Linked DNA regions of Homo sapiens: region 1 is linked to region 2. The links are chromatin loops, found by intact Hi-C in ENCODE. Cell type or tissue: HCT116. All regions are shown on one strand. Links, peaks and the distances in the headings refer to the core of each region. The heading gives the core; the rest is flanking DNA.

Region 1 (10,086 bases), core at 4,340-6,839, 760 kb before region 2:
TCCACTGCTTATTGATGGGGAAAAAAACCCATATATTTGGTCACAGAAGTCATCTGTGCTGGTTGTTGTTGTATGAGAGCAGAGGAAAAACATAGTTTGAGAGTTTTTCCTTAAACAATGCATTAATTTTTATGCTTTATCTGACTGAAGAGGATAAAATGAACAAATGTCTTATCACACAGGAGGTACAAGTAGCTATGCCTAAGAGCAGGAAATAAGTAGCTCATTGTGCCATCAGAGGGACAAAAAAGAAGGAATCGAGCATCTGCCAGGAATCTAGGAAGTCAGGTAATTCAAAGGTGTTACATTCTCACTTGTAAAGACAGCTACAAAGGTGGCCTAACTGTCCAGTTGGCATTCAACAGCACACTTTTTCAGCTAGTATGGTGGTTGAGACGCATTACTTCCCATCCTACCAATTGCCCTGGTTCCACTGTTTGCTGGCTGTGGATACTTAGACAAGTTTCTTTACCATTTGTAAATTGTAAAAAACATTTAACATGATGCTTAGGACATAGCACTCTAAATACTATTCTTTGTATCTTTACTCTCTGGTTCGAAAAATCCATTTTGGTGTCAACTCATAGGTATAAGAAAATAGATTAGAGAAATCTTATGAAGATGTTAATATGAATCTTATGAATCTTATGAAGATCTTAATAGACAGAAAGAGACAAATTAAGGAAGGGTGCTATTTTTACTTTATCTGATTATTTCAGCACAAGTGGGAGTTGGAAATTGAATTATCTAGATATACATCCTTTCCCTCATTTTATATCTGCTGTGAGCCAAGTTATATTTTCTACTATAATTTCCAAACTCTTCCATAAGCAGAGTTCCTTTATGGTAATTTCCATACCAAGCAGCATTTATTCTCATTCAAAAACCCACAAGAATGTGGCTCCCTTTTAAAACAAGCAAAGGTCGCCAGAGGGTACTCCTATTCTGTAAGGGCAGAGGGGGGCCCCAGGACAATCTCTAAACAATCATTTCCAAAAGAACAGTAATCCTCTGAGAATTGCAGCACTTTGTATTCTCTGGTCTCCCTTGCCTAGCTTCCCCAGTGTGGTGACTTCCTTAGTTGCCATGAATGAAGGTCATGATCTCATAAAGCAAGCATCTCAAGCATGTTTATTGCATTCTTATGCAAAAAAACTAATATGCACAAGTCAATCACAGTAATGTAGGAGGTCTTGTTACTTCAAATGTCGCCATCAATAACTGCTTCTCTAATGTCTCTTTCACTTTCCTTAGGTATTCCAGTTATTGGCTATGTTTCCCTCCAACCCAATCTCCATGCTTTTAACACCCATACTGATACCAGTTCTAATACATTAGCCTTTCTCAGTCTTGACCAATGACCTGGTTGCCACACAGCTTTACTGCAGACTTTCAGCATCTGTAACATTCCTACCTACAGTTTCACCAACTCTCTTCAAGTGCACTGCCCACACAACCTCTGGCTTTTTATTTCTCACATCCCTCATTCCCAGCAAACCTGCCCATTATGACACTTTGCCTATTCTTTCAGCAGGTTAGGTTAGTCCTAGTTCTGCTTGCCTCCACCTCCTGCTTAAACTACTTGGTTAACTATTTCAGCTAAAGCGAGCAATAATACTCCAAAATATATTTCATCCCTGCTCTTGTCAATTCTCAGATTTGGGTTATTCCTACCACCTTCAGGGCAAAAAGACAAAGAGATATATATCTCCCTACTTTGATTAGAGCACATTACAAAAACCAATATGCATACTGCTAAGTCATTGTAAAGGCTGGGTCAGGTCAAGAACTTGGTGGCAGAAAAAGATTAAATTGCTAATGGTTCCAGTGAACTAGAGTTTTATAAAATTAGTGTTGAAAAAAATGATTCATGACATTATTAAAGAACAGGAAGGCAAACTTTATTCAGGACCATCATAACAGGCGTTGGGACCATTGCAATGGGGTTTTTGCAGTGAGTAAGAAAAATTAGGCTCAACTTCAAATACTACAAGAAAAAGTAGGAATTTGTAGCCAAATAGCAGGATGTAAGACAGTGGAAGAAAAATTACTAGTCAGGATTCTTGCTGAATGAAGGTTAGGGTGATGAGATATCATCTGGGAAATGGTGGAAGGTGAGGACCCTCATTAGATATAGAGTGGTCAAATATTGAGGATGGCCAAAGACACTTAGCAGGATTCTTGCTAAATTTGGCAATGCAGATCAGAACACAGAAGCCCAAAAGTCAAGGCCTGGTTGAGAAGAGGACGCACAAGAGCCTGACCAGGATTTGGTCAAGGAGAAAATCTTTGTCACTAGCTCTTACTTAAAAGTTTACTGTATGTCTGTATTTTTTTATACCTCTGTGAGTGGAACTATAGTTTACCATTTTTTAAAATTTTACTTTTATCAGCTTTATCTTCTATATTTAAATAGTTACTAATTAGTCTTAACATCACACTGTAAGTTTTAAATTACTCAGACCAGGCACTGAAATTGCTTCAATATTTCTTTATGTATATTTAATGTTTTCAATACACTAAAGATACCACACAGCCAATAAATAGTGGTATAATTTTGTGAACTGATTAGATTATGAATTTATATTTCAAAAAATTTTAAATTTAGTTCTCTATTGTCTGAGCTTGTTAGATTATTCCTAGTTTTGCTAGCCTCTACCTCCTGCATAATTTATTCATTTTAAAATAAATCTAGTTAATAAGATGATTGACTTATCTACTGTATTAAAAACTTAATGCATGGTGATTTGAATAATAAGTTTTTATAGACTAATAGCACTAACCATATCTAAAATTTACAAAACCCAAGTAGTCTGTAAAGTTTCTTCAATAATCTAAATTACTACTTCTAAAACTTTTATTTACAAAATTAAGATATCATTTAATAATGGCTATAATTAGGATACTATTTTAAGTAGCCAAATATTTTATTCAAGTTGGTTTGAAAAAGAAAGAAATTCATTATCTCACACAGCAGTAAATCCAGAAATATAGTAGGGAGTCAAGAACCCAATGATTCCATCAAGTACCCAAGGTTTTATATTTTTTCTGCCATTTTAAGGCATTTGTTTTGCCCTCAAGCTGAATCTCCTCGTGACAAAAGATGATCCCTGTAGCAATTTGAAGAAGCATGTATTCCAGATAGGACAAATATCAAAAGCCAACATGTGCTTTCTCATCCAATGTTCCCTTGCTAAGTGGAACTAAATCTTTTCTACCCATTCCCCTTAGTCCTCTCATTTCACCTGACATGTGACATATGACTAAAACTGGGACAAGGAACAATCACTGCCAAGGGGCATAGAAACACCAAGATTTTTAGCTGAACCTAATCTAAAATTCCCTTGAATTAGGAGTAGGATTGACTTCCCCTGAGTTATGTGGGAAAGAGTGGACATTTGAATAATACCAGGGAAAAGAAGAATAAGGAATAGATTTTAGTGGACTATCAATAATTTATGCCACAGTACAAGGAAGGTGATATAGCTCTCAAAAGTGAAAACATGCTTCTTACAAATGGAAATGCAAGAAACGGAAAGAAGAGTTAACTTCAGGTACAAAATCACACCTGGTTTAACCCAATGTCATTGTCATTAAAAGGGAACTTGGAGCCAAGTACAGTGCTCACACCTGTAATACCAGCACATTGGCAGGTCAAAGCCAGAGAATTGTTTAAGCCCAGGAGTTCTAGACAAGCCTGGGCAACACAGTGAGAACCTGTCTCTAGAAGGAATTGTAAAAATTTAAAAATTAGCCATGCATGGTGGCATGCACCTATAGTTTCAGCTACTTGGGAGGCTGAAGTGGGAGGATTACTTGAGTCCAGGAGTTTGAGGCTGCAGTGAGCTATGATTGCACCAGTGCACTCCGGGTTGGGTGACAGAGTGAGACCCTGTCTCTAAAATAAATAAATAAATAAACAGGAACCTGGACATTCAACAGGAGAAGGAAGCAAATAAGTGTCAGTGGTGCTTGATGCTTACCATTACAGAAAACACAAAGTGAAGCCAAAAGCCAGAAAGAGACTGAAAGACAGTTATTTCTTATTGTGATCTTGACAGTATTGTCAATTTTCAAGTACAAAACTATTACCTTAGACCCATCCCTGGAACTTCAAGGTGGTCCAGACCTACTAAACTGATTTATAAATGTGAAGCTCTATATATTAACTATTTCAAATTAACAAGTTTAAAGAGACTGCTCTTGTCACATACTTCAAAAATAAAGTTGAATCATTAGTTTCAAATAAATCAAACATCAATAATAAACTAATTTTAAAATAGATGTATCTCACAGAATGGTCAAGCCAAGCAAAAAGAAGGGAATATAGCGAACTAAATTATGTTATATATGTTTTAATTATAGGTCCCCTTCATAAGATAGTAATTTGTTGTACTTGTACATATTCTAAATTCGTTTTCCAAACTTCTTAGCACACATTTAAATTTTTTATCAACAATGATCAGTAAGTAATCCACACCATATAACCAAATATATAATCTTAAATAAGTCAATGATGCATAGAAAAATTATCAAGTTTCCATATGTTCAGAAAAAAATTATTTTTTCAATATTATTCATAAAAATTGTTAATACTGGCACAGTTACTTACTACCAAGTAGATAACTATTTAACACATCTGTTCTTTATATATGAAAAATAAACAAATATAAGACAAGATGCAGAGCCAAATCATAACTCCTCCCAATATAGTTAATGCTGTGATTAAAAATTTTTTTAATTTGCATGTTCTGAAATTAAATATAAATATGAAATCGAGAGCACAACCTACTCCTTGTGATTCCAATTACATGCTGATCAGGTCTGGAGAAATGGAAAAAAAGAAAGAAAAACAAGATGGTTGTTTTGCAAGATAATCCAGCTAAAATTATTCAGCTAAAACTATTAATCCAGCTAAAACTCCTTTATGTAATTACTAATGGTTAGTTCATGAACATGGAAACATAAAGGAGGAACATCTCTATAACTGTAAAATCCACAAGTTGTTCTCCTAAACCACATTCATGGCTTCATGCCTTCTTGCCTATCCCACCTGCTCTGACTGACACTGTCCCTTTTCAATGCCTGCCCAACTCATCCTCATCCTCTGTGACTTGGTCTAAGAATCACCTGCACACATTCTTTCCATACACTGCTTCCCTTCACACTGGTGAATACCCGCTTTCCCCACTCCTCCTTCCTCAACATCCTCTGCACTGTACCTCAGAATTATATAGAAATACCAACTTCTATTTAAGTTAATAAGAGGAGGTCTCTGTCACCTACTAATCACACAACTACAAAAAGAACAAGTGTTATTTGATAAGTATTTATTAAATTCAACTGTATCATATCAGAATCTCTTTATTTGCAGATGCACAGTTTAAACACAGTTATATTTCCCAGAATGAGAAGGGGGGAAAGACTTCAAATGTATATTAAGTGAATGGAAAATCACTGAATAAAGACAAAATCTCATTGAATAAGAAAGTCCCAAAGAAAGATTCATTACATTGTAGGATACAGTAAATTCCTCTTCAAAGAACCAATATGTTAGTATATTGAGCTTCCCTGTTCTTTGTTTTCCATTTGAAAGTTTAACTTCCTCGTTCTTTACATCTCCTTGTCCCTAGCTTTAGTAAACAACCCCCTCCTAGCCTCTATCACCTGCTCTGTCCTTAGTCATCCTTAGTCACCTGCTCCCTCCTTAGTCACCTGCTCTGTCCTTAGTCATCCTTAGTCACCTGCTCCCTCCTTAGTCACCTGCTCTGTCCTTAGTCATCCTTGGTCACCTGCTCTGTAACCGTCCTTCCCACCAAAGCTTCTCACCCCGCCACTCCAGCTCATACCCCTGCTGTCTTTAAAATAGCCAGTTGGAATTATCTTAGACTGTGCGGTCCAACCCTACCCAATAGGGGAAAAACAAGCAGTAGGGACTAGCTGCATTAATAGTAAGATCCCCTTCTCCTCCCTTGTCTGGTGTGCTCTTGCCATTGCTCCATCCGTGAGAGGCACCCTTTTATAGAAGTAAATTGCCTTGCTGAGCAAACTTTTGCCTGAGTGCTATATTCACTTGGCAGCACCGAGCATTTACTTCCAACAACATCAAGTCTAAAATGTTGTTCTCTAAAACCTCATCTGTACTACTCTAGAAAATTTTATTTTTCCAAATTGATCATGAATTTCCTAGTCTGCTTAATGTAATCAGCTAAACCTATGATAACTCAGATTTTACAAATTTAGTAGTTCTTCCTTTAAAATGACTAAAGACATTAGCAATATGAGACCTCTTACTGATTTACTGCTAAGAAGCTTAAAGGTTTTTCTCCTACATATCCAGTCATGGTGATGCATTAAAACAGAAAAAATAATTCATAAAAATTTAAAGCAATAGCCATTGTTACTCTAAAACAATGCTATTTTATAAATCTAAAATACCAATAGACTTTTGCCATTTCATATTGCATTTACGTAATTTCAAATAAAATTTGTTTACTCAAATGTGACTCCTTAAAAATTCTCTCAAACTATATTCTGAGATACTACAATCCATAAACACCCTCTAATTATATTTAATTAACATATTCAGCATAGAGATAAATTGCTTTGAAATTAATTCAGTTATGCAATTGTTCTTTCTAATCAGCCAAACTTTCTCTGTATTTATTTGCACTACTAGTAAAGTTCAGTGTTTATGTTATTGGACATCTTTATGACTATAATAACACACATCATCAAGGAAGTAAAAGGAGAGTTTGATCATCAACCAAAGTCCTTTATTACTACACAGTTCCTCAAAGCAGACAAAAATAAAATAAATTACAGAGCATAACATGTAGTTTGACCTTCAAAGATACTTTACAAAATACTGTTTCTTAAAACTCTCATTAGTACTTATAACCCTATGTTTTAATTCACCTAGGTTGAAATCTGGGTAAATGAACCTATTTGCTATTAAAATTTTACTTAAAACATGGTATCTCTTGATGGTTATAAATGGCTATGAAAAAAATTGAGAAGCTAAAATCACATTTATTCTCTTATTTCAATTTTTTATCCCAAATTTGCACGTTTGCTACCATACTACAAATGTTCTGTTTGATTTTTTTTGGCTAAAATTATATTTAAAATTGATATTATCTAATTTAAATACAAACCAAATGAGAACAATAGTTATCACCTCATGAAATATTATACAGCTATAAACAGGCAAATCATTAATGATTCAGTCAGTAGATTATGTATGCTCTGAAATGATTGTCTTTATTTCTATAAGAGGGTAGACTGAAGACTGAGCCCACAGTATTCAGTCTCCTCTCTTATAGAAATAAGGATAGCCATCCATGGTTCCCCCAGGAACTTCAAGGATCTTAAACTTTGCCTTTGTAGCTCTGGCAAAGTTTAAGATCCTTGATGTTCCTGGAGGACTGGTGGATGAAGTTTCAAGAAATGGATCAACTGTAACACCTAATATTAAGAAAAAGCTGTACCATACCAGGAAAACACTACATTTGTATAAAATTCTCACTTCACAATACCTGATAAACTTATCAGTAGTATCTAACTTCTAAGTAGTGAATTTACCTTCTTACAGTAGTTAACTGTACATGTGCTTGTGTTCTACTTAAGAAGAGTAGAAAGGGCTTCCATGAGTATGCCATCATTAGAGCCTACAACAAAGAATGTAGGTAGAAGATCTTGCCAACTATTTTTCTCTTCTTTCGGAGGTATAAATAGAAGTCTAAAAACACTTTTAGAATTTGGAAAAAAGAAAAAAAAAAGGATTTCTAGGATTTCTAGCAATACTTATCTGGGAAACATTTTTAATTAGTTGTTAAAATTGGGCTCAAAAATATCAATTAACTGAAGCTATTTTTCCCTACAGAAAAACTATAGCACAAATAGAGAAACATCAAAGAATATATATGTATCATAAGTATGCACACACAGAAAGGGAGAAAGAAATGGAGACAGAGAGAGAGACAGACAAAGAGAGAGAGAACGACAGAGACAGAGAGACAGAGAGAAAGTAGTCCCCCAAAATATGGAAGTTTCTAAGGTCTATTCTGAACTTCTTCATCAGGAGGTATATGATACAGCTGATGTATAGGTACATTTATATAATGTTAATAGCAAAAAACAAACATGAAATAAAGGCAGGTATTGATATCTAGATGCACTCTCTTAGTTGCATCCTAGAAAATACATACAAGGCTATTCAAAACTTCCTTTAAAAAGCCATATTAATCTTTGCAATTTAGCACAAAATATACTGAAAATCTTAATTTCTATATAAGTTAACTTACTTATTCATATTATGTGTGCAAATTAGGGCAGCCTTTTCAAAACTATTTTTAAGTATACTACACTGAAAGACAAAACTAATTTCAAATTCGCCATAACTATACCATTTCAATGTAAACAGAAAATTGACACTTACTATCCCACACAATATTTGAGTCAATTAACTGTCCTCTGATGACAATCATGCATGGTAAGCATCATTAGAGTGGCTGAAAACATTTCTTAGGCATAAAACAAACAAAAAACTCGCAAATAACAAGGGCCTGAAAACAGTATAAGCATTGTTTTCTAAGTCTTACTCTGGAACAATGACTTTTAGCCATTCTCTTTAAAAATAAAGGCCTGATTTCAATTTCATATCCCCAGTATTTGAAAGTGAAGCGATTTCTCCATTCAAAGTTATACCATTTTTTCCTCTTCCAATCTGAGTATATTTTATGCTCTTATGGGAAAAAGCTTAAGTTTCCTGATCTCTAAATGCATTAAGGCAAACAATATTAGATCCACCAGCCTCTAATACGTTTAGGGACCAGGGCTCATGGCAGTTATGCAGTTAGCTTCTGTAACTATCTTTGAATTCATTATTATACTGAAATAAAATAACTTTTTTTATTCTTTAGAGGTTTTAGAAAACAAATTGCAATATCGCGAATTGAATCACAAATACATCACTCTGCTAAGTAAAATTTAAATTAAAATCACCTACCATTCATCAATGGAAATAAGAATTTTAAGGATTTCTAATTTAAAATGAAAGGTAAAATTTGACATTTTATATTAAAATTACCCTAATATATCCTCAAACAGCCACTTGTTCAAGGATACCCATAGTGTAAGTTTCAACCCAACTACTATATCCCATATACACGTGCTTTTTACAGATTCACTATTAATTATAATATAAAGTCTAAAAATAAAAGCTATGACTAGGTATTTTAGCAAAAGACTTTATCCTTTAAACAATTTATCTATACTTATTCTGTTTTCTCTAATAAGTTGATCTGTTCACCCGAAAAAGAGTTAAGTTAAACATCCATGACTGTAGCACAGTACAATGAACCATAAAAATATGTAGTATATTTTACTAATTGACATGTCACACTAAAAAGTAAATATTTCACAATGATCATAATGAATCAACAATGAACAGGCTCATAAATTATAGACAGAAACATAGGCAATAAATGATATGTTGGAAAAATGTTTAAGAAGTAAAATAACATGCACAGAAATCACAGAGCTGAGAAGTTCGGTGCTGATTGGAATACAGGCCCGATGATGCATGATATGCATGCAACAAACATTGGCTGGATTTATTAATGAATGGCTCCAAAATCTATCCTCCAAATTCTTAAGGAAATTGTTGTGGCCATTAAGAAAAGAAAGTCTGTTTGTATGTCATAAATATATTTCAGCTTCTCAAGCATTATTTCTGAGAAGAGAGCCAAGTTCTGTGAATATACTTGGTAACTTCTCATAAAGGTAAAATTAAGCTGGACTTTAAAAATAACTGGTCTTGTGTATAAATATAAACTGAAATAAAAATAAATGAATGTGCTAATTGTTCTTTTCTGTTTGAGAAAATGACTCAGCCTTAACCATAACAAAATCTCCCTTATATCCTCAAAAATTAAAATGTATGATTAAATTAAAGCTATGATTAAAATGTAAAAGTGGTAATTTTTATAAATTAGATCCAGATATGTCATTATTACATGGGTATTCAACATAGAAGTATTCCTATTTTATCCCCATAAACTCAACTGAGTCAGCTGAGTCAGA
Region 2 (10,086 bases), core at 5,030-7,529:
CAATAAAGAAGACTTTATATTTTTGAAAGCCAAGGAAGAGATTAAACAATTTTAAGATCTCTTTCTGTTCTATCATTATACTTGAATAAGCAGATTCAATTTTAATATCTTTATTAAAGAAAGATCTCTGGATCTTTCTTTCTGTATAACTCTGTCCTTTAATGTCTTTAAAGCTGAGCATTAACTATATATTTTTTATATATTAATCCTTTGAAAGATATGAAAAGTGTACCATGTGATAAATTTTAAATCACTTATAAAGTAATGAGGATTTGATGTAACTTCCAAAAATATCAAATCTCTGGTCACCATTCCCAGAAAATTACAATTGAATGAGTTAGGTAGGGCATTCAACAAGAAAATATCTGATTTCTGATGATATGATCATGTGTTGGGTAGGACTTTGATAAGAAAGAGATGAATGGCAATTTAGACTAACTTGTCTTTATAAAAATGTACAATAATGAGCATTAAATATGTGAATCAAAGAGTACTATTTATTGGATTCTGTGAATAAAGTGGCACCAATTACCTGTCATTCTCAGGACCCATAGTTCTCATCCTTCATGGGTTTTCTTCTGTTTGGATGGAAGTGACTGAAGATTAACTTCTTAATGGCTCCTGGGGGATCATGACTCAGCTGCCAGGACTTCTCGTTCCTTTAGAGTGATTCAGAGGAGTTGATCACGATGTCATCTGGGCAGATGGTTGTAGTCACCAACAGCTGTAGTTCCTCTCTTGAACCAAACTCAGACCCCTCCCAGATACTTGTCATTAGAAGCAATCATGAATTCTTAGCTTTTTCACATTAAGGCTTATTTTTATTACTAAAAATACTCTCCTTAATAGGAGTGAAAACACTGATCATTATTTGTCATGTTTATTGTACTTACAGATAAAAATTTTAGCTAATATTTGAAACTATAACATTTTTCTAATCAGGAAGTTTTCTAATTCATCATAAATCTGAAACCAAAAGGTTCTAGAAATCCAGTCTCAGGTATTATGAGTGTAGATTTTGCCCCCTTTTTCCCCTAAATATAATAAAGTAACATTTTTGTGAGAAATTCCCATACCTGGGTGAACATTTTGCTCTCCTTTTGCCATACCACAAGTTGAGATCATCAGAAGCAGAAAGTTGAGAAGTCTCCAATGTATTTGCCTAGGCAGAGATAAAATCTGATGGAAACAGGCCTTCAGGAGAAATGAAGAAACTGACTTGATCTTTTTAGCTATTAATCCTTAAAAATTTTTAAAAAGGTAATATCAACCTGAATTCCAGAACCTGTTAGGAAAGTCTCGTCTTTCCATGTATTTGCAAAGCACATGTACCTCCCACAAGATATCCCATTCATTATGAATTAATAGATTGATTTTAACTAACAAATTAATTCATTTACCAAGAGTTACATAGACAGGTAGGTAGATACACAATTAAAGGAGCAACTCTTCAGGAAACAGATGTTTTGGTCCTGAAATACCATTTGCTTATCTCACTCAATAACAGGTACCTAGAAGAGCAAATACAAAAAGCAGGTAAAATAGCCAAAAGTAGCCACAGGTTTCTCAATCTCTCTATATCATTCTCATTTTTAATATGTATGGTAATTATAATAGAGAAATACACATTTAATATATTATTCTTTTTTTTTCCTCTCATGCCAAAAATTCATTGTATTATCTTGCATTCGTTTTTTATTCCATTTCCTTTCATTTGGAGCTACTAGTTTTGTAGTTGTGCAGAATTTTATTCTTGAAAACCTCCGTTTGGTTCAGATATGTAATGCTAACTTTTATTTGTTTTTTTTCCCCTCTTAAGGAAATGACGATAACATACCATAAAGAGCTTTGCTTTTAAACAAATTTAGTTAGTATGGAAATCAGTAGTTTTGATGAAGAAAGGTGAATTCATTCAAAGAAAACAATGTAATCTTTTTCTGAAAAAAAAAAAAAAAAACTTACAAATTTAACTATAAAGTCCAGACAAAATAATTCCATTCATTTTTAGAGAGTTTTAGTAGTTATGGACAACTATACATAGAACAGGCATATTAAAATACTATTCATTACTATAAAAAGAAACATTGGCATTATTTCCTTTATTATGTGTTTCTTTTTTATTTCAATGTGTTCGTTGTATTCTTAGTAGTGGAGATCTATAGTATATCACATTCTCTTCAGATTTCAATTGCAAATTTTAAGAAATGTGTTTACATGTTTACATTTGCCCTGTTCTTAATTTTCTAATGATCTCTTCTCCCCCTTCCCCCTTATTGCCTCTCAGTTTCACTTCTCCACTTCCAGGACTCACATTCCTCTCTTAATTGGCAATAAATATTAATATTTCCTGTTATTTGGTAGGAGAAAATTATTTTTACCTATCAAAAACATAAACACCAAAAATGATTTTGTTTTAATTAAATTTCTTAACTTTGGCTCAAAACATTACATAAAAATTTGTTTTAATTAATTTTCTTTAATTTATTTTTGTTTTAATTAAGTTTAAATATGTTTCTTAACTTTTGCTCAAATATTAAATACACATTTCCTAGTTATGGTTTAATGAAATGTTAATTTCTAGAGATTGTAAGTAATCTGAAATTTACTTTAGGTGACAAAAAGGAAAATATTTGTGAGAATAGCGTGTCTTTTGAAGCTTTGCAGTTGCCCTTTCCTTGAATGGTCACATTCCTATGTCTGAGTTGAAACATTGCCAATATGTAAATGTAAGACTCTGGGGTGAAAAAATCAATTTCCTGAGCTTCAGTTTTTGTATTTAAAAAATCTGGATATTTCAGATACTTATTTCTATGATTGTTTTTAGCTCTAGCAGTGTATAAATGTGTGACCTCATCTCCATTTTAGCTTTAAAATTATTTAAATAAATAGTTTGCATATGCTATATGCTATTGTGTTGTAACATAAAAATATATACTCATTTTGCCTGGTATTGCTATTTCCTCTCCAAGGGATTTTCTTTTAATACTATGAATAACAAAAATATTAATTCTATACAGTGAACAGTTTTATTCTTGGAAGAGACTTCCCTCCTTTAAAAAACTATGTACAATTACTTTTGTACTTAAAAGAGTGAAACAATTATTTTTCTTTTTCTTTTTTCTTTTTTTTGAAACAGGGTCTCCCTCTGTCACCCAGGCTGGAGCGCAGTGGCACGATCACGGCTCACTGCAACCTCCGCCTCCCGGGTTCAAGCGATTCTCCTGCCTCAGCCTCCGAGGAGCTGTGATTACAGGCGCACACCACAACCGGCTTATTTTTGTGTTTTTAGAAGAGTCAGGGTTTCGCCATGTTGGCCAGGCTGGTCTTAAACTCCTGACCTGAGGTGATCCGCCCGCCTTGGCCTCCCAAAGTGCTGGTTTTATAGATGTGAGTCACTGCACCTGGCCAAGAGAAACAATTATTTTTTCTTATCAGTGAGATTTTCACAATCTAAAATGTAGAAAGAGTTGTGATTTGATTCATGAAGTAAGGTTAAGAAATTTTTCATCAAGTAGTTCTCCAGAAAAGTATGACTTCCTGTAAAAAGAGCCAAATCCAAAAAGAAATTTCCCTTTAGCGAGTCTTTTTTTTTTTTTTTCCAGATGAAGTCTTGCTCTGTTGCCCAGGCTGGAGCGCAGTGGCACAATCTCAGCTCACTGAAACCTTCGCCCCCTGGGCTCAAGCTAGCCAGTCTTTTAGTAAACATTTAGTCAACAAATCTGCAATTATAACGGAGGTTTGATTTTTGTTGTTTTTGTTTGTTTTTAAGTCACTCTGTGTTTGTAATATCAATTTACTTTTCAAGTTTAGAATGTTTTGCTTCATTGTTTCCCATATTTTATTTTAATCTGTGTAAATATTATACACTTTAAAATTATAAGTGTAATTTAAGTGTAAATATTTTACACTTTAAAATTATAATCCCAAAATTTCACTCTTATGGTAAAAAATTAAGCATTGCTTTAATGTCAGGTCAGTTTTAATGATAAGAAATGGGGATTTGGCATGGGCTTATATTGTTGATATCCTCTCATCCCCTAAGCATCCTTCAATCAAAAAACATTTTTAAGTTGGTTAATAGCTCTTTTGTGAAAGCAAAAACAGCAAAACAACTGTGAGGTTATATTTGGCTGCTGATAGGAAACCACCACAGCACAGGTAGCATAAATAATTAGCTTAAATTTATTAGCCTGCATTAGAGGTACAAAATACAGAGGTAAGCTGCTTCAAGACTGGTTCCTTCAACAAGGAACCAGGTTTTTCCTATATTTTTATTTCCATCATACACAGCAGATAAATTTTATTTTTAGTTTGTCTGCCTCAATGTTACAAGATTGCAGCTTCAGTAACAAGTGTCACTTACAGACAGGACAAATAGAAGGAGGAGATACCTTGTGGTTCTTCCCATATAGCTGCATTCACAGCAAGGAGAATTTTCAAAATCACCCCATCCCCAACCATGCAGCTACATCCCCTCTCAACTTGTTAGCCAGAGTTCATATAGAGATATCTAAACCAAACACTATAAAGTTAATGGAATCACCATGATTAATGTGGGTTAATGGTGATTTATTCTTTAGGTGGGTGTAGGCTAACCTTCTCTGAGAGCTGGATTTATGAACATATTAAAGAGTCTTCTCACTCTCTAATGTAGCAGAGAATGTTTCATGAGCAAACAAACCAGATGACTAAACTTCTTTTAAGTAGAAGAGAAACTATGAAAATGAATTCATAATCTCATTGACCTAAAGTATTTTCTGTTACCAAACCATCTTTTTCTCCATGAACACCAGTTTTTTACTTGGTTGATCTTAAATTATGCATCTATTTTTGTGTACAGCATTTCAAATTCGTATCATGTGGATTATTCCCAAATTATCTTCTAGTCATTATCACTGCCAGTTTAACTTAGTGTATATTAAATTCGGTAGATGGATGTGCCACCATATCTAATAACTTTAATTATGTTGGAAATCTACATTGTTTAAAATGTAATTTTATTTTCTCTAGTAAAATAAATATGAACGTGCACATAGCCATTTTAATATTTTTAATTCCCAAGTGTGATATTACTAATTTGAAGTATTATCTACATTTCTAAACATTGAAAGAACACATGTAGAAAAAATGATTAGTTGATGATTAAGTAATAAACCATTTAAACCATTTATATATTTCCTCTTACCAGCACCTGTCAAAGTCTTGCTTCTTTTGTTCTTTATCTCTGTCCAGTTAACAAAATCCAAATATAATCATTCAAATATTAAATTCCTGTATCTGGAGGGGAGAAATGCTGAATTTTTAAGGCAGCAGAAGTTACTATTAATTTATAGTTGGGATTCCAGCAGCCCAGATTTTTTTTTTTTTTTTTTTGAGACTAAGTCTCACCCTGTCACCCAGGCTGGAGTGCAGTGGCACAATCTCAGCTCACTGCAGCCTCCATCTCCCGGGTTCAAGCAATTCTCCTGCCTCAGCCTCCTGAGTACCTGGGTTTACAGGCACACGCCACCACGCCCAGCTAATTCTTGTATTTTTAGTAGAGAGAGGTTTCACCATGTTGGTCAGGCTTGTCTCAAACTCCTGACTTCGTGACCAGCCACTTTGGCCTCCCAAAGTGCTGGGATTACAGGCATGAGCCGCAGCGTCCAGCCCCAGAAATCTTTTAATGCTAAATTATTAATGCTCCATTTTATTTTACCTAGAGAGAACATCAAACCTTCACATTTTTAAAAGTCTACTGCTTCTTGTCATTCTGAAAGACAATCTCAATCTCTTTCTTGTACACAAAATTTAATCACAGCAAGAAATTTTTCGTCTTCCTATCTGCTCTTCAGCAACTTTCTCATCTCTCTCTCTGTTTCTGTTTCTTTGTTTCCCCTGGCAAAACACACACACACACACACAAACACACATTCATTACACACACTTTAAAAATGTATTTGTATCCCCCACCAAGAAAACCTATCATTTTAATGGGAAATACATCTTTTATTCAGCCCACAGTTAAACTCTTTTCACCTGTGCCTGGGTTCGCATCTGCTATTTATTTTACTTTTCTTACAGCTTTTGACTCTCCCTTTTTAACCATATACAACTATAACCTTCATAAAATTTTTCTCTTCAAATTCTGTCTGTTACTTTTCAGCACAGATTTATAAAATAGCATCCTAAATTTCTGTTTTCATAGCCTCTGTTCCTGTTCCTACCCCATCTCACTTGCTGCTGCCCCCTCACGCTAAAATATTTTAGAAGGTTACTTGTGATGCCATTGTCATTAAATCCCATGCATGTGTTTACCCCTTGCCCTCTGGAACACTCTGTGCGTTAGACATTGTTGACTCATGACAATTTCTGGCAATAATCACTTCCCCTAGTGTTTGTGTAACTGCGGCTTCCCAAGTTTTCTCCTGCTTTGCTGGCCATTTCCTCTCAGTTTTCTCATACTTGTTTTTCTCCTGGTTGTTCAGAGTTCACTTCTAGGATATTCCTTCCCAATCTTCACAGTCACCTCATAGTCACTATGAGGATTACATGAGTTAATATTTGTAAAAGCGTTCAGGAGAGTGCTTGCTTCACATCAAATACTATATATACTTGTTAAATAAATAGATCTCATTCACCCCACGAAACAATGATCGTTTGTCTCCTGATTCTCAAGTTTTTGTCTCCAGCAGAGACCTCTATTCTGAGCTCCATAGCTACATATGGGGCTTTTTATTTCATAGTTCCACTGGAGGTTTCACAAATCCTTCAAACTCAAACTGCCTCACCTTGAATTAATCACCTTCCTAGGGCTACGTTCTTTTTTATTTTAGGCTCCCAAGTCAGTGCCAGGAACCATCAATTGACTCCTTTGCTAAAGTCAGATGCTCACTGTAGGTGGCCTTGATTCCTCTCTCTTCCTCACTTGCCTTATCATTTTAATCATAAAAGTCTCTTGAATTTACTTTTGAATTTTCTCAAAAATTAGACCACTATTTCCAATATTGTGTTACAAATCATAGATAATTCTTATCCCCAAACTTCTGGCTTTCTGATATTCCAGAATATATTTCAAATTGCTCTGTGAAAACTTTCAAGTATACATGTTAGGATAACTTTTTAGTTTTATGTCTTACAGTTTTTGAGTGTGTGTGGTAAGTATTTGTGATGTTATGAAATATGGAGAAGATATATGAAAATGTGTCTGAATATTTTTACATAATATATTGCTTGTGGTCACTTGTGCTTCAGAATCTGAAGCATCTTGAATGATCTGTTATTATTTAATCCTATCTCTTAAGTTGCCTCTTTAATTAAAGGTTTATTATTTTCTCTTTTTTTTCTTTTTTCTTTTTTTTTTTTTTTTTGAGATGGAGTCTCACTCTGTCACCCAGGCTGGAGTGCAGTGACACAATCTCAGCTCACTACAACCTCCACCTCCTGGGATCAAATTATTCTCCTGCCTCAGCCTCCCAAGTAGCTGAGACTACAGGTGCACATCACCACACCAGGCTAGTTTTCGTATTTTTAGTAGAGATGGGGTTTCACAACATTGGGCAAGCTGGTCTCGGAACTGCTAACCTCAAGTGATCTGCCCGCTTTGGCCTCCCAAAGCGTTGGGATTACAAGCGTGAGCCACCCCTCCTGGCTGGTTTATTATTTTCTTTTAAGAAAATGTATTACATAAAAGAAGTCATCTCTTTATATGACTTACATCTATAAAATTTCTCACAGATTTTGCTCATTCTTTGTCCTAATTTATCGAGCTTTCTTTCCAAGTTTTCAGAAGTTTTTGATATTTCACTTTACCAAGGATCTATCTTCAAAATACTATTTCCTTCCAGTTCACAGCTGTCATATTATTAACAGCATTAATCCCCCTATACTGAATATGCAGTGGGGCTTCTGTGATTTTGATCATAGTATGATATGATTTATTGACACACTATGTTTTTTCCATCTTATTTTGCAATTTTTTGCAGCAAGGTAAGGATCTTACTCTTTCTGTTTAGGATCAAGCTCAAATAGTTAAGGGTTATAAATGAGGATGACGTGGCCGGGGCGCGGTGACTCACGCCTGTAATCCTAGCACTTTGGGAGGCCAAGGCAGGTGGATTGCCTGAGCTCAGGAGTTTCAGACCAGCCTGGGCCACATGGTGAAACCCCGTCTATACTAAAATACGACAACAAAAAAAATTAGCCAGGCGTGGTGGTGGGCGCCTGTAGTCCCAGCTTGAGGCTTGAGGCAGGAGAACTGCTTGAACCCGGGAGGCGGAAGTTGCAGTGAGCCGAGATCGAGCCACTGCACTCCAGCCTGGTGACAGAGCGAGGCTCCGTCTCAAAAAAAAAAAAAAAAAAGAAGATGACGTAATGGGTGGTGGTTGTGATGTTAAAGATGTCAGGAATTCTCTGAATAAGCATGTTGAATACAAAACATGTTTATTCAGTTTGAGGATAAACTAGACACTGCTTTCACATTAACAATCCCTCCTCTCCTCCACCATTTCTTTTTTGTTGTTGTCTGATTTGGAATAAGTCACATCTAGCCTTTTGAAAACAAATGGACCAATTTTTTTTCTAGCTCTCTATCTACTTTCATCAAACTTTATCTGAAGGGATTTTCTACTTCTAGAAAAAAATCACAAATGTTGGAGTTTCCAATCGTGGATTAAATTTTGCTGAGGAAAATGCACTAAGGTTACACACTATCTGCTGTATTTACACATTATCTTCACTCGTAAACACAAATAGGCTTAATAGCCTCATTTAACAAATGGAAAACTGAATCTTATAGATGGTTAGTGTGTTTTTCCATTAAAAAGTTGGTAAACTTCGATCTTTTTTTATGCCTTTCCTATGTCCATTCTATCCATCTCATTTTTTCACACTACCTTGTCCTACATATAAAATAACATCAATATATTTATTTGCTCCATCTCATTTTAATTCTTAAGTTATTTTGAAAGAAAAAAAGAGTGTACAAGGGCACACCTAGAACTTTATTATCACTGGTCCTTACTTTGCATTCTCACACTCTGTAAAATATTTCTCTAATGTACTCACAGACATTATACTGTCCACAGTAGCAGCCCCTTAATGTTTATTGAAATCCATATGAACAATTGATAAAGTTTGAAAGAACATACACATACACACACACACACACACACACTCTATTTAGGCAAAGGTACAAATAAATAAACACTTTCATATGCTCATAAGAAAAGTGTATGTTGATATTATATCTCTGAATGACAATTTTCAATATATATTAATATTATTCAAATGTTTAAATATTAGACCCAATAATTCTTCTCCTGTGAATTTACCATAAATAAGTAACTTTCAAAGTTTTGAAATATTAGACTACAAACACACTTTTGCATGAATACTTACAATTGCAAAAATAGATATTGCCCAAAAATATGAGAATGGTAACATAAATTTTTAAATATCCAAAAAATATTATGCAGCCATTAAATAAGGTTATGCAAGTCAGTTTGGAAAGTTATTAATTTTTTAATTTTACTTTAAGTTCTGGGGTACATGTGCAGAATATACAGGTTTGTAACATAGGTATACAAGTGCCATGGTGGTTTGCTGCACCCATCAACCCATCATCTACATTAGGTATTTCTCCTAATGCTATCCCTCCCCTAGTCCCACGAACCCCTGACAGGCCAGGGTGTGTGATGTTCCCCTCCTTGTGTCCACGTGTTCTCATTGTTCAACTCCCACTTATGAGAGAGAACATGCAGTGTTTGGTTTTCTGTTCCTGTGTTAGTTTGCTGAGAATGATGGTTTCCAGCTTCATCTATTTCCCTGCAAAGGACATGAACACATCCTTTTTTATGGCTGTATAGTATTCCATGGTGTATATGTGCCACATTTTCTTTATCCAGTCTATCATTGTCAGGCATTTGGGTTGGTTCCAAGTCTTTGCTACTGTGAATAGTGCTGCAATAAACATACTTGTGCATATGTCTTTATAGTAGAATGATTTATAATCCTTTGGGTGTATACCCAGTAATAGGATTGCTGAGTCAAATGGTATTTTTGGTTCTAGATACTTGAGGAATCACCACATTGTCTTCCACAGTGGTT

Evidence for each region. Hi-C counts contacts between places; a loop is a spot of excess contacts. Peaks named below come from ENCODE experiments on the same cell type or tissue, not always from the same donor. Only the 100,000 strongest peaks of a DNase experiment are listed, where the experiment ranks them.
Region 1: a loop joins it to region 2, with 5 times the contacts of the local background. A loop is called at or near these places in 3 of 110 quality-filtered maps.

The regions. Positions count from the first base shown.
Region 1 is chr2:188,294,846-188,304,931 of GRCh38, reverse strand. The region is part of intron 1 of GULP1 (GULP PTB domain containing engulfment adaptor 1); the gene reads right to left. MIR561 (microRNA 561) reads right to left here and starts at 7,440; the gene lies at 7,344-7,440. RefSeq lists enhancers at 1-804, 805-1,722, 5,696-5,990, 5,121-6,320. In HCT116, for the core only: no CTCF peak of the experiment used is centred there; a DNase peak (open chromatin) is centred at 5,811; H3K4me3 peaks cover 352 bases; H3K27ac peaks cover 2,004 bases.
Region 2 is chr2:187,538,154-187,548,239 of GRCh38, reverse strand. The region is part of intron 1 of TFPI (tissue factor pathway inhibitor); the gene reads left to right. CALCRL-AS1 (CALCRL and TFPI antisense RNA 1) reads right to left here. Exons shown (of 6, transcript NR_187179.1): 4 at 1,401-1,511; 5 at 1,077-1,162; 6 at 715-757. Among named protein-coding and RNA genes, the nearest start is that of TFPI, 11 kb to the left of the region's middle. RefSeq lists an enhancer at 212-1,411. In HCT116, for the core only: no CTCF peak of the experiment used is centred there; a DNase peak (open chromatin) is centred at 6,369; H3K4me3 peaks cover 1,784 bases; H3K27ac peaks cover 2,500 bases.